2 separate regions of the Homo sapiens genome follow, and region 2 is linked to region 1. A link is a contact called in ENCODE Hi-C data. All regions are on one chromosome and are shown on one strand. Each heading gives the region's core, a stretch centred on a gene start or an enhancer-like site at or near the end of the contact. The rest is flanking DNA. Distances are from core to core; before and after follow the strand shown.

The links. A loop is a pair of places that touch in the nucleus more often than their neighbours do. Pooled maps may share reads with other maps.
Region 2: a map of gastrocnemius medialis shows a loop between it and region 1 (2.4-fold over the local background). The contact joins two enhancer-like sites. A Hi-C loop is called at or near these places in 3 of 168 maps with a recorded cell type or tissue (ascending aorta, gastrocnemius medialis and head of caudate nucleus), 1 of 37 single-sample maps with no recorded cell type and 3 of 50 pooled maps.

Annotation. Positions count from the first base shown.
Region 1 is chr11:12,063,908-12,069,090 of GRCh38, forward strand. No RefSeq gene overlaps it. Among named protein-coding and RNA genes, the nearest start is that of LINC02989, 20 kb to the right of the region's middle. RefSeq lists enhancers at 2,029-3,228, 2,244-2,766. Within about 2 kb of position 2,409, at least 22 of the 41 ENCODE cell types and tissues checked have a DNase peak (open chromatin) inside an H3K27ac peak, as active enhancers do; they include ascending aorta and gastrocnemius medialis, where a contact is called at or near this core.
Region 2 is chr11:12,894,513-12,899,454 of GRCh38, forward strand. All of the region lies in intron 9 of TEAD1 (TEA domain transcription factor 1), which reads left to right. Among named protein-coding and RNA genes, the nearest start is that of TEAD1-AS1, 26 kb to the right of the region's middle. Within about 2 kb of position 3,064, at least 10 of the 41 ENCODE cell types and tissues checked have a DNase peak (open chromatin) inside an H3K27ac peak, as active enhancers do; they include ascending aorta and gastrocnemius medialis, where a contact is called at or near this core.

The sequences.
Region 1 (5,183 bases), core at 1,159-3,658:
GCTTTATTGAAGTATAATTTACATAACATAAAATTCACCTATAGTAAATATACAATTCAATGATTTGTAATAAATTTGTATACTTTTACAACCATGTCCACAATCAGTTTTAGAATATTTTTATCAACCCAAAACATTTCATGCTATGCTCATTTGCAGTCAAATATAGTCCTACTTTAAACCCAGTCAACCACAAATCTACTTTCTTCCTCTATTGATTTGTCTTTTCTGGACATTTCGTATAAACAGAATCATACAACATGTATTCTGTTCTGTGTGGCTTCCTTCCCTTAGCATACTGTTTTTATGGTTCATTCATGTTGTGGCATGAATCAGTACTTTTTTCTTTTTATGCTAAGTACTATCTCAGTGGATGCGTTTATTACATTTTGCTTATTCATTCACCTGTCAATGGAAATTTGGATTGTTTCCAGTTTTTGCCTATTAAGAACAAAGTTGCTGTGAATATTTGCATACAAGTCTTTGTGTGGACGTATGTTTTCATTTCTCTGGGTTACATTCCTAGGAGTAGGTCATATAATAAGTTTATAGTTAACTTTTTAAGAAACTGCCAAATTGTTTTCCAAAGTGGTTGCTCCATTTTATGTTCCCACCAGCAACGTATGAGAGTTCCACTTTCTTCACATCCTGTGGTACCTCTTCGTGGTTGAATTTGCATTTTCCCAATAACTAAGGGTGTTGAATGTCCTTTCATGTGTTTATTAGCCATTTGTGTATCTTTTTCAAAGAAATGTCTGTTCAAATGTTTTTCTCATTTTTAATTTGGTTGATTGTCTTAGTGTTGTAAGAGTTCTTTATATATTCTGGAAATAAGTCCTTTATCAGATATATGATTTGCAATTCTTTTCTCTTAGTCTGTGGCTTGTCTTTTTGGGGTTTTTTTTGTTGTTGTTTGTTTTTGAGACAGTCTCCCTGTCGCCAAGGCTGGAGTGCACAGTGGCAGGATCTCAGCTCACTGCAACCTCCTCCTCCCAGGTTCACACGATTCTTGTGTCTCAGCCTCCCAAGTAGCTGGGATTACAGGCATGCACCACCACGCACAGCTAATTTTTGTATTTTTAGCAGAGATGAGGTTTCACCATGTTGACCAGGCTGGTCTCAAACTCCTGGCCTCAAGCAATCCACCCGCCTCGACCTTCCAAAGTAATGGAATTACAGGCATGAGCCACCATGCCTGGCCTTGTCTTTTCATATTTTTAATGGTATTTCTAGAAGAGCAAAAGATTTTCATTTTGATAAAGTCCAATTTACCTTGTTTTTCTTTTTAGATTGCCCTTTTTGGTGACTTGTCTAAGAAAGTTTTGCCTAACAAGGTCATAAACATTTTCTCCTATGTTTTCCTTTACAAGTTTTTAAAATATAATTTTAAAATAATTTTTCATTTTGAACATAATCCATAGTAACATTAAAAACAAATAGAAAATATAAACAGGGCACAGTAGCTCACACCTGGAATCCTAGCACTTTGGAAGGCAGAGGCAGGTAGAGTTCAAGATCAACCTGGGCAACATAGTGAAACCCTGTCTCTACTAAAAATACAAAAATTAGCCAGGCATGGTGGTGGGCACCTGCAATCCCAGCTATGTGTGAGTGTGTGAGGCTGAGATGGGAGAATCACTTGAATCCGGGAGGCAGAGGTTGCAGTGAGCGGAGATGGTGCCACTGCACTCCAGCCTGGGCAACAGAGTGAGACTCCTTCTCCGCCTAAAAAAATAAAAAAATAAAATTAGCCAGGTATCTTGGGGCATGCCTGTAGTCCCAGCTACTTGGGAGGCTGAGGTGGGAGGATTGCTTGAGCCTGGGAGATCAAGGCTGCAGTGAGCTGTGAGCATGTTATGGCACTCCAGCCTGAGTGACAGATTGAGACCCTGTCTCAAAAAAAAAAAAAAAAAAAGAAAGAAAGAAAAAGAAAATGTTGATCAGCAAAAGGAAGAAGTTACAGATCACTCATAATCCCCCTGCCCCAAAATTCATGTTTTGTTACACGTCTTTATTGGTTACCTATTGCTGCATAACAAATTATTCCCAAAATGTAACAGCTTAAAATAACACATTTATTATCTCAAAACTTCTGTGGATTGGGAATCTGGGAGCACTCTTCTTGGTGCCTTTGGCTCAGGATCACTCACAAGGCTGCAGTCAAGGTATCCCCTGGGGCAGCCATCGTCTCAAGCCTCCGCTGGAAGAGGGTGCATGTCCAAGCTTGCCCATGTGGCTGTGGGCAGGCCTCAAGTCTTCACTGGCTGTTGGCTGAAGGCATCAATTTCTTGCCATGTGGGTCTCCCCACAGGGCAATTCACAACATGGCGACTGGCTTTCCTGAGAGCAAGCAAACAAGAGCAGGCAAGAAGGTGCCCAAACAGGCCACCCCCTTTTTGTAACTTATTCATAGAAGTGACATCCCTTTATCTTGTGCCCTGCTGAATGCTTAGAGGTGAGTCACCAGGTCCAGCTCACTCTCCAGGGAAGGGGATTGCACAAGTTCTGAATACCAGGAGGTGGGGGTCATTGGGGACCGTATTAGAAGGCTGCCACGATGTCCTTCTTGTTACTCATCTTTTGTTGTTCTTACGTATTGGGTGGTAAATCTTCACCTGTGGAACTTTTTCCACAGATGCAGGGGCCCCTTTCTAGATTCTAGATTCTCCTGAATCAGGATCTCCTGAGAACCGCAGTTCTCTGTATGCTTATCTCTGAAAAGCTCCACAGGTCATTCTAATGGGAGCCAAGTAAGAGTCACTCAAAAGTGAGTATTTCCCATATGGATTACAACTGCATATATGTTTAGAAGCATTTTTTTTTCTTTTTATCCCCTCAAATAGTGTTGAACACAAATGTGTTCCAGGTGCTTGGTTCTCAGTGTGGGGCCATCATTTCCATTTCTCCTCAGGAAGCTGTGTTTTACGATCCCTTTGCAGGCAGAGCCCCACCAACCAGGCCTGGCGATCATGACATCCAATTCCAGGGGCTGCAGGGGAGCCCTTCCTTCCGAGTGAGCCACGAGGCTGCCTGCCCTGGTGTTTGGCTTCAGGCAGCTCTGACATCAATCTGTCATTCCAGAGGACACTTTTAGATGTAAGTCTGCTGGTGTGGGGACTTTATGAGAACAGGAATCCCTGGCTGTGAAATTGCTGGCATTTCATGATGTGAGAGAAGATTTACAAGCTCCATGCTGAGCTAGGCTCTTAACACAAGCCCAAGCAGTTACACAATCCAGCCTGCCAGGCAGGCAGAATGTGCAGGGAGCGGCAGGTGGGAGGAAGGGGAAGCTGCCACTTTACCATGCTCAGGACGCCTGGCCCTATCCAAACACCCACTGGGGGCTTAGTGCAAAGTTGCCTTAACTGTATTCACTGCAGCACGGGTCCCTCTGCAGATCTTAGTAAGCAAATGGGCAGTGGTATGTTGTGAGACTGTGGATTCAGAGAGGAAGGAATTTCAAAGGTCACTCTCTCCCGTCCTCTCCTGATGCTCCCCTCCCACCTTCCTAGCTAAAAGCTAACTCCTACTCCCCAATCCAAAGGAAACACAAGCATGCCCTCTCCCATAATCCTGTTCAATTTTTTTTTTTTTTTTTTGCATAACCCTATCTCTACTGTGTATGTATACATTTTAGTTTTTTCATGGCTTTTTTTTTGTGTGTATGTGTGTGTTGTTTATCTCTCCTGCTTGAATGTGAGCTTTCTAAAAGCAACAGCTTTGCCTGTCTTGTCAGTTTTACTTCTGGCATTCAAATCATTGCTAGACCTCAGTACATCCAGACATTGCTAGACCTCAGGCGCTGGCCTGTAAGGTCCTGAACGCCCTGCTTCCAGTATCCAAATATTCATTCATTCATTGAATGCACAGTTTTACCACTGTACCTGCTCAGGTCTCCTAAGCTTAGTGGTGGCCTCATCACACTGATTTTCACCTTGATAGGTTGATTCAATGAATGAATTAATGACTGTTGTGATTCTGCCAGGGGCAGAGAGCTCAGGACCTTATGGATCAGCCCAGCCTGGGTCTGATGGCTCTCACTCTTGGCCCCTCCTCATTTTTCCCTGCTGTCTCCCTGTGTGTACCCCCCTTCATTGTCCTCACTTGAAAGGCCACTCTGAACTAGCCTGCTCCTCTTGGAGCGCCCCAGAGATTCAAAAACAGCAGCTGCATGCTTTTCAAGATGAATGTCCCTGTTTCTTTTAGCTGTCTCTCGCGTGTCATTGTCATCCTACTCACCATCCTCGGGAGGGGTCTAGCGAGCCATTGTCCCTCAATAATTTGGGTTAAGTCTTTGAGATTCTTAGTAAGTCTTGGCAGTTTGCAGATTTTGAGACACTTCCCACTCAACACTTAGCTCATTTCTTCATGCTCAGATTTTTCATGTAGAAAAACAGTCAGTGGGTTTAATTGAGGATTGGTGCTTTTAACCAATTCTCTCTCTGTTTCTTTGCCCAAATTTTCTAGTGGACAACAGCCAAAAGTAGGGGCCCCTGGATCTTCAGGGTCAAATGGCCCTATTGTTTCCCCCCTACCAGAAGTATTTTATGGTCCCACCCTACAGAGAAGAGGGGACCAGCCCCCTGTCTCTCACTGAAGGGCAGTCTCACTTGGGAGGGGTGGAGTATGTGGGGCCTGGGACCCCTAGGGTACTTTTCCAGAGTCTGAGATGAAGGAGGTGTGCTGTTTGAAAATGGACACATGGGCTGGGTGCAGTGGCTCACACCTGTAATCCCAGGACTTTGGGAGGCTGAGGCAGGTGGATCATGAGGTCAGGAGTTCGAGAGAAGCCTGGCCAAGATGGTGAAACCCCGTCTCTACTAAAAATACAAAAATTAGCCGGGTACGGTGGCGGGCACCTGTAATCCCAGCTACTCGGGAGGCTGAGGCAGGAGAATCTCTTGAACCTGGGAGGCGGAGGTTGCAGTGAGCCGAGATTGCGCCACTGCACTCTAGCCTGGGTGACAGAGCAAAACTCTATCTCAAAAAAAAAAAAAAAAAAAAAAAAGAAGGAAAAAGAAAATGGACACATGATATTCTTATTATTCTCACCATTTAATCTACAAATTCAATTTTGTGGCCTCGTGGGGAGAGATATCTAAGTGTGCGGGTTTATGAAGGTTGAGACACTGGCTGGGACTTGGCACCTGTCAGGTCTCCTATGCTTAGAGTGGCCTCACCAC
Region 2 (4,942 bases), core at 1,814-4,313, 830 kb after region 1:
CTAGGCTGTCCCCACTCCACTTTTGGGAACAGACTTTGCATGCCTTAGAGGAAGGTAGGAAGCAGGTATCTGGAGAGGGTACTGTGTGCCTGAGGGAAATGCGGACGCCAGACCCCACAAGGCTTCCCCACACTGCCACTACCCTAGCACCGATGGTAACATCAGAACAGAATCGCCTTAATGAGTCTGAAACTTTCCCTGTCTTCATTTATGCTTTAAGTTTTAGTATGTCCAGGTTTTTGTTATCAGAGGGACCGTATTGATTTCACATTATTTCGTCCAAAGTAAAGAAACATCATGATTCTTCCGGAAAGTAATAACAACAGCAAATTACGTGCTATGTACAGTGTTATGTGTTTTCCTTGCATTATCTCATTTAATATTCTTGACACTCCAGTACAGTAGGTACTATTATTATTCCTGCATTATAGTTCTACTAAGTATACATATTTCCACTATGGCTGTGGAAACTGCAGCAGAGAGAGAGGGCTATAATCACTTGCCCTGGATGACTCAGTTAGGAAGTGGTGCTACTGCTCAGATTCAAACCCAGATCCCATCTGACACCACAGTCCAGGTGTTCATCACTCCTCACTGCAGGCTCCCTAAGCAGCAAAGAACAGCAGGGACCAGGAAACAAAGTGACCCATAGAGCAGCTTTGAAGGAAGACGAAAGTCCTTTATTAACCCCCCCCGGGTATCTCAGAAGCCCTTTGCAAGTGAATGGTTGACTTTCGAGGGTTGCATTCACCTTTATTATTATTTGCAACTGCTATGAAGAATAACTGGAGGGATTATAGCAAAACAAAGAGAAAATGGACATTTCTCCAAGTCAAAATAGAAATCCACATATTAAGATGGCATCAGGTACTGCGTGGCATCCTTGATCCAGGTAGGGTTTTACTGGTGCAACATCTTTTTGGTGAACCCTACCTGCAGACAAGCGTCCCAGCTCCTGTCCAGCTGTCCTGAGCGTTTGAGCTGTAGGAAAGCTTTGCAGTCTGACCCGAGCTCCTTTAAAGCCCAAGGAACTTGTGGCTAACACAGAGTAAACATCCTGAAGTAATGTTTTTTGCTTCCTTTTATGGTTCTTTCCCTTCCTCAGAAAAACTCCATAATCTTTCAAGATAGTTTTTGATTGGTGGTTTATTTAATAAAATAATTGTATAAGCCAGATTGAAGCACGTGGCCCATAGGAAAAGCAGTATTCTGCTCCTTCATGGCTCCTCACCTTCCAGTTCTACTTTTTGGGGACCATTGCTTGCAGCCTTTTCAGCCATTTCTTTGTATTAATATATTTACCTCCACATTTCTAAATAACATGCTTATATTGTATATCTCATTCTATTAATTTTAGGCATCATCTGTTGACTTCTTAACATAGAAGACTACGATTTAGTTCTCTAAATTTAGTATATGCCCCCCTCCGTCTTCCTTTCAGTCCCCCTATGTGCTTTTCTCTAAATTTAGTATATGCCCCCCTCCGTCTTCCTTTCAGTCACCCTATGTGCTTATATCACATTAAAAAAAATTAGCATTCAGTTAATTTTACAAACCCATATAAATTTTGCACACAGCGTGGTTAATGTTATATATTGGAACCATTTCCTTAATTGTAAAACGTTTTTTTCTGGGGTGTATGGTTGTCTTCTTAAAAAATTGTTCAGTTTTACATAGCTACACCAATTCACCCTCAAAGTTTCGAGGAGAACTCATACTCTTCTCCAGATGGTGAGATATAAATCAGGTCCGCTCTCTTGGTGACATCCTTCCAGGAGTCCTCAGCTCCACGGATCCACTCTGGACTGGTTGCTGACCTGGCTGGTTTCTTTACCTTTCTTCTATGTTAGGCCCCATCTCTTTTTAAAACGTATTCCATCCTTTTGTAGGAACATACCCTCCTATAGCTCCCTGGGAACAAGTTGCAAGGAAGGTCAGTTTTCTGATACCTTAAATATCTGAAAGAGTATTCTACTTTCATGTGTAATGGATAATTTGATGTTCATTATGGTTTTTGCCTTGGACTTGTGAAACTTTATTCATGTTTTCTAGGTGATTTCCACATATTTTCTCCTTGCTAATGAACAATATGTTTAATGCTGGAGAATAAGGTCATTCTTATAAAAAGAGCAGGTAAATGCTAATTTAGTTCATGTGATATGTAGAAGTGGTGTTGACTGTCTTTATTATCCCCATCTTCTCTGTAGGAATTTATGAGAACATATATTTATTTGGGAAAGATAGAATTCTAAGTATCGAGGTAATAAGCTTGCTCTGTACAGTCACTCTGTAGGTTCTATGAAGATGAGCACTTTGTTGTTAGCTCATGGATTCCTGGTGTCTAGCACAGTGCCTGGCATGTATGATGGATGATAGGTGTGCTGGTTCATTCTATTAAAATCTGTAAAACAGGCAGAGTGAGTACCTTTTCCATCGTTGACCTTGAGATGTTGATAATCAGTTGTGCCTCTACTGAGTGCCTAGGGGACTCTTTTGGAGAAGTCAAAATTAGCCTCCGTTTTGGATATTGAGGAAATCGAGTCTTGGGCCTTGCATATGTGAGTCATTGACATTCGCCCTTTTTCTGCTCATATCTTGATCCCAAATGCCAGTTTTCTTTCCCAAATGCCAGTTTTCTCTTATGAGTATTTGTTTTGTGCCCCATAGAATAGAATTGCCCTTTTTTTGTTTTATGTGCCACCTTCACTTTTGGGGAAACTACCACTGCTGGAGAAGAAACGAGATTTATTTGGGAAGGAGAGAAGCAAATAAATAATCCACCTTGGCCCACTTCCCTTATAAGGAGAACTGGCAAGACTGGAAATAGAGCCTTCACCAAAGGGTTTTTAGAATTCATTTCATTAAAACTTGAACCCAACATACAGATTTCTTCCTTTCAGCCTTCTGGATTTGGGGACAGAGGGATTCCTGACCTACCCAGGTTGAATGAAGGGGAGAGGGTGGTCTGTTTGTTTCAATGCTGTGGTCTCCAGGGCACCTTCTGTAGTACTTTGTATTCTTAGAAACAGAGTCACCACCTCTTGGCAGCAGTGAAGCCACTCAGATGCCAATGGTCAGAGTTTGGTTTCAAGTCACCAGCCTTGTAGAGACAGTGCCCAGTTTCCTTTGGCAAAGACAGCCTGCCCCTTCTCTATTCATTTCAGCCTTGAACACAGAGGTAAATTCCTCAAAATAGAAACCTTTGTGGACTCTATCTGATGCATTTGTGAATCATGTTTGTCACTAATTCTAATTTAACTTCATAGAAGTTTTAAAACGCTGTTTAGTTTTTTTGCTGTTGTTCCTTTCCCAAATCAACTTTCAAAAAACGTTGGTTTAACGGTGTTAGAAAGGCTTAGACATTTTCTTTTGGGGGACAGTGTGATTAATGTTTGCAGCAAACGCAAGGGCTGTGGTGTTGACAGATCCAAGTTTTATTAACTCCAGGACTATTCCTGGATGTGTGACCTCAGGCAAGTCAGTTCATCTCTAAGCTTCTATTTCCTCATCTGTAAAATGATTTAAATTAAATCCACCTCCAGCAGCGTCATGAGGCAAAGATTACCTGAGATCACATCTATAAACAACACATTGCTCACAGCGCCCAGTGGACACAAGGTCTCTTCCTTCCTTCCTTCAGGCACAGGTGAGAGGCCCACACTCTGAGCAGCTGGTTATGAGTGGGCCATTATCAGGGATTTGAACAGTCACTTGGCTTCACTGCTTGCTCCCAGCTCTTGGCTTGTGTTTCTTTTTTCTTTACTAGGCAGGAGGGATAGCAAAAGCAGGAAAGTTATTTTGCTTCTACCTCAGGATCTAGTGAATGTCACATGATAATAAACTATAACAATGGTCATCTTAGCTATAATTTATTGAACATGAACACTTTTTTTTTTTTTTGAGACGGAGTATCTCTCTGATGCTCAGGCTGGAGTGCAGTGGTGTGATCTTGGCTCACTGCAGCCTCCGTCTCCTGGGTTCAAGCAATTCTCCTGCCTCAGCCTCCCGAGTAGCTGGGATTACAGGTGTGTGCCACCACACCCGGCTAATTTTTGTATTTTTAGTAGAGATGGGGTTTCTCCGTGTTGGCCAGGCTGGTCTCGAACTCCTGACCTCAAGTGATCCACCCTCCTCAGCCTCCCAAGTGCTGGGATTACAGGTGTGAGCCACCAATCCTGGCCCCTATCAAACATTTCTTATATGGCAGGTCCTATGCCAAGCACCTTCTGAGCATTAGCTCCTTTAATATTCACATATGTTGCAAATATTACAGGTATTATATCCCCATTGCACATATGAGAAGTCTTGAGGTTTCAGGTTTGTGTCTGGCTCCAAGGCTTTCGTGCTTTACACTCAGCACCTTGCTTTTCAGCTGTACCTTCATGGTCCCCATTGGTATGTGGTAGATTTTACCCCCATTCACCTTCTTGACCTGTAGATGTCAGGGCCGTGGTTCCCATTTCCAGCAGTGCAGTGCAGGGACATTTTGATGTTAAGCACAAAGACTTCAAGTTTCCCAGCTTCTCAACTTCACCCCAGCTCTGACCTGGCCCAGGGGCAGCTAGCGAGGCAGAACAGCTAGGAGTGAGGAGCCTAAAGGGAGACTGGGATTCAGCTCAGTGAGTCCCTAAGGCTTGTATCTCATGCCTTCCATAAACTCACTCCTTGCAGAAGGCGCTAGAATGGACAGAAGCGGTGCCTTCTGGAACTGGGGCGGTCTGAGAGCTAGCTGTAAGCAGAGGTTGTTAATCAGGGTTGGATGGACGGATACATAGCCAGTTGTCTAGGTAATAAACAATGCCTTTTGCCCTGTACTCCCCATTCCATTTTGTGTTTCTGATTGCCTTTATACCAACGTCTGTGCCCACACCTTTGCCCATGTTATTCTTTTTTACTTTTGCCCACTGAGACTAGAAAGACTAGAAGCTTCTTAGCAGCTGTG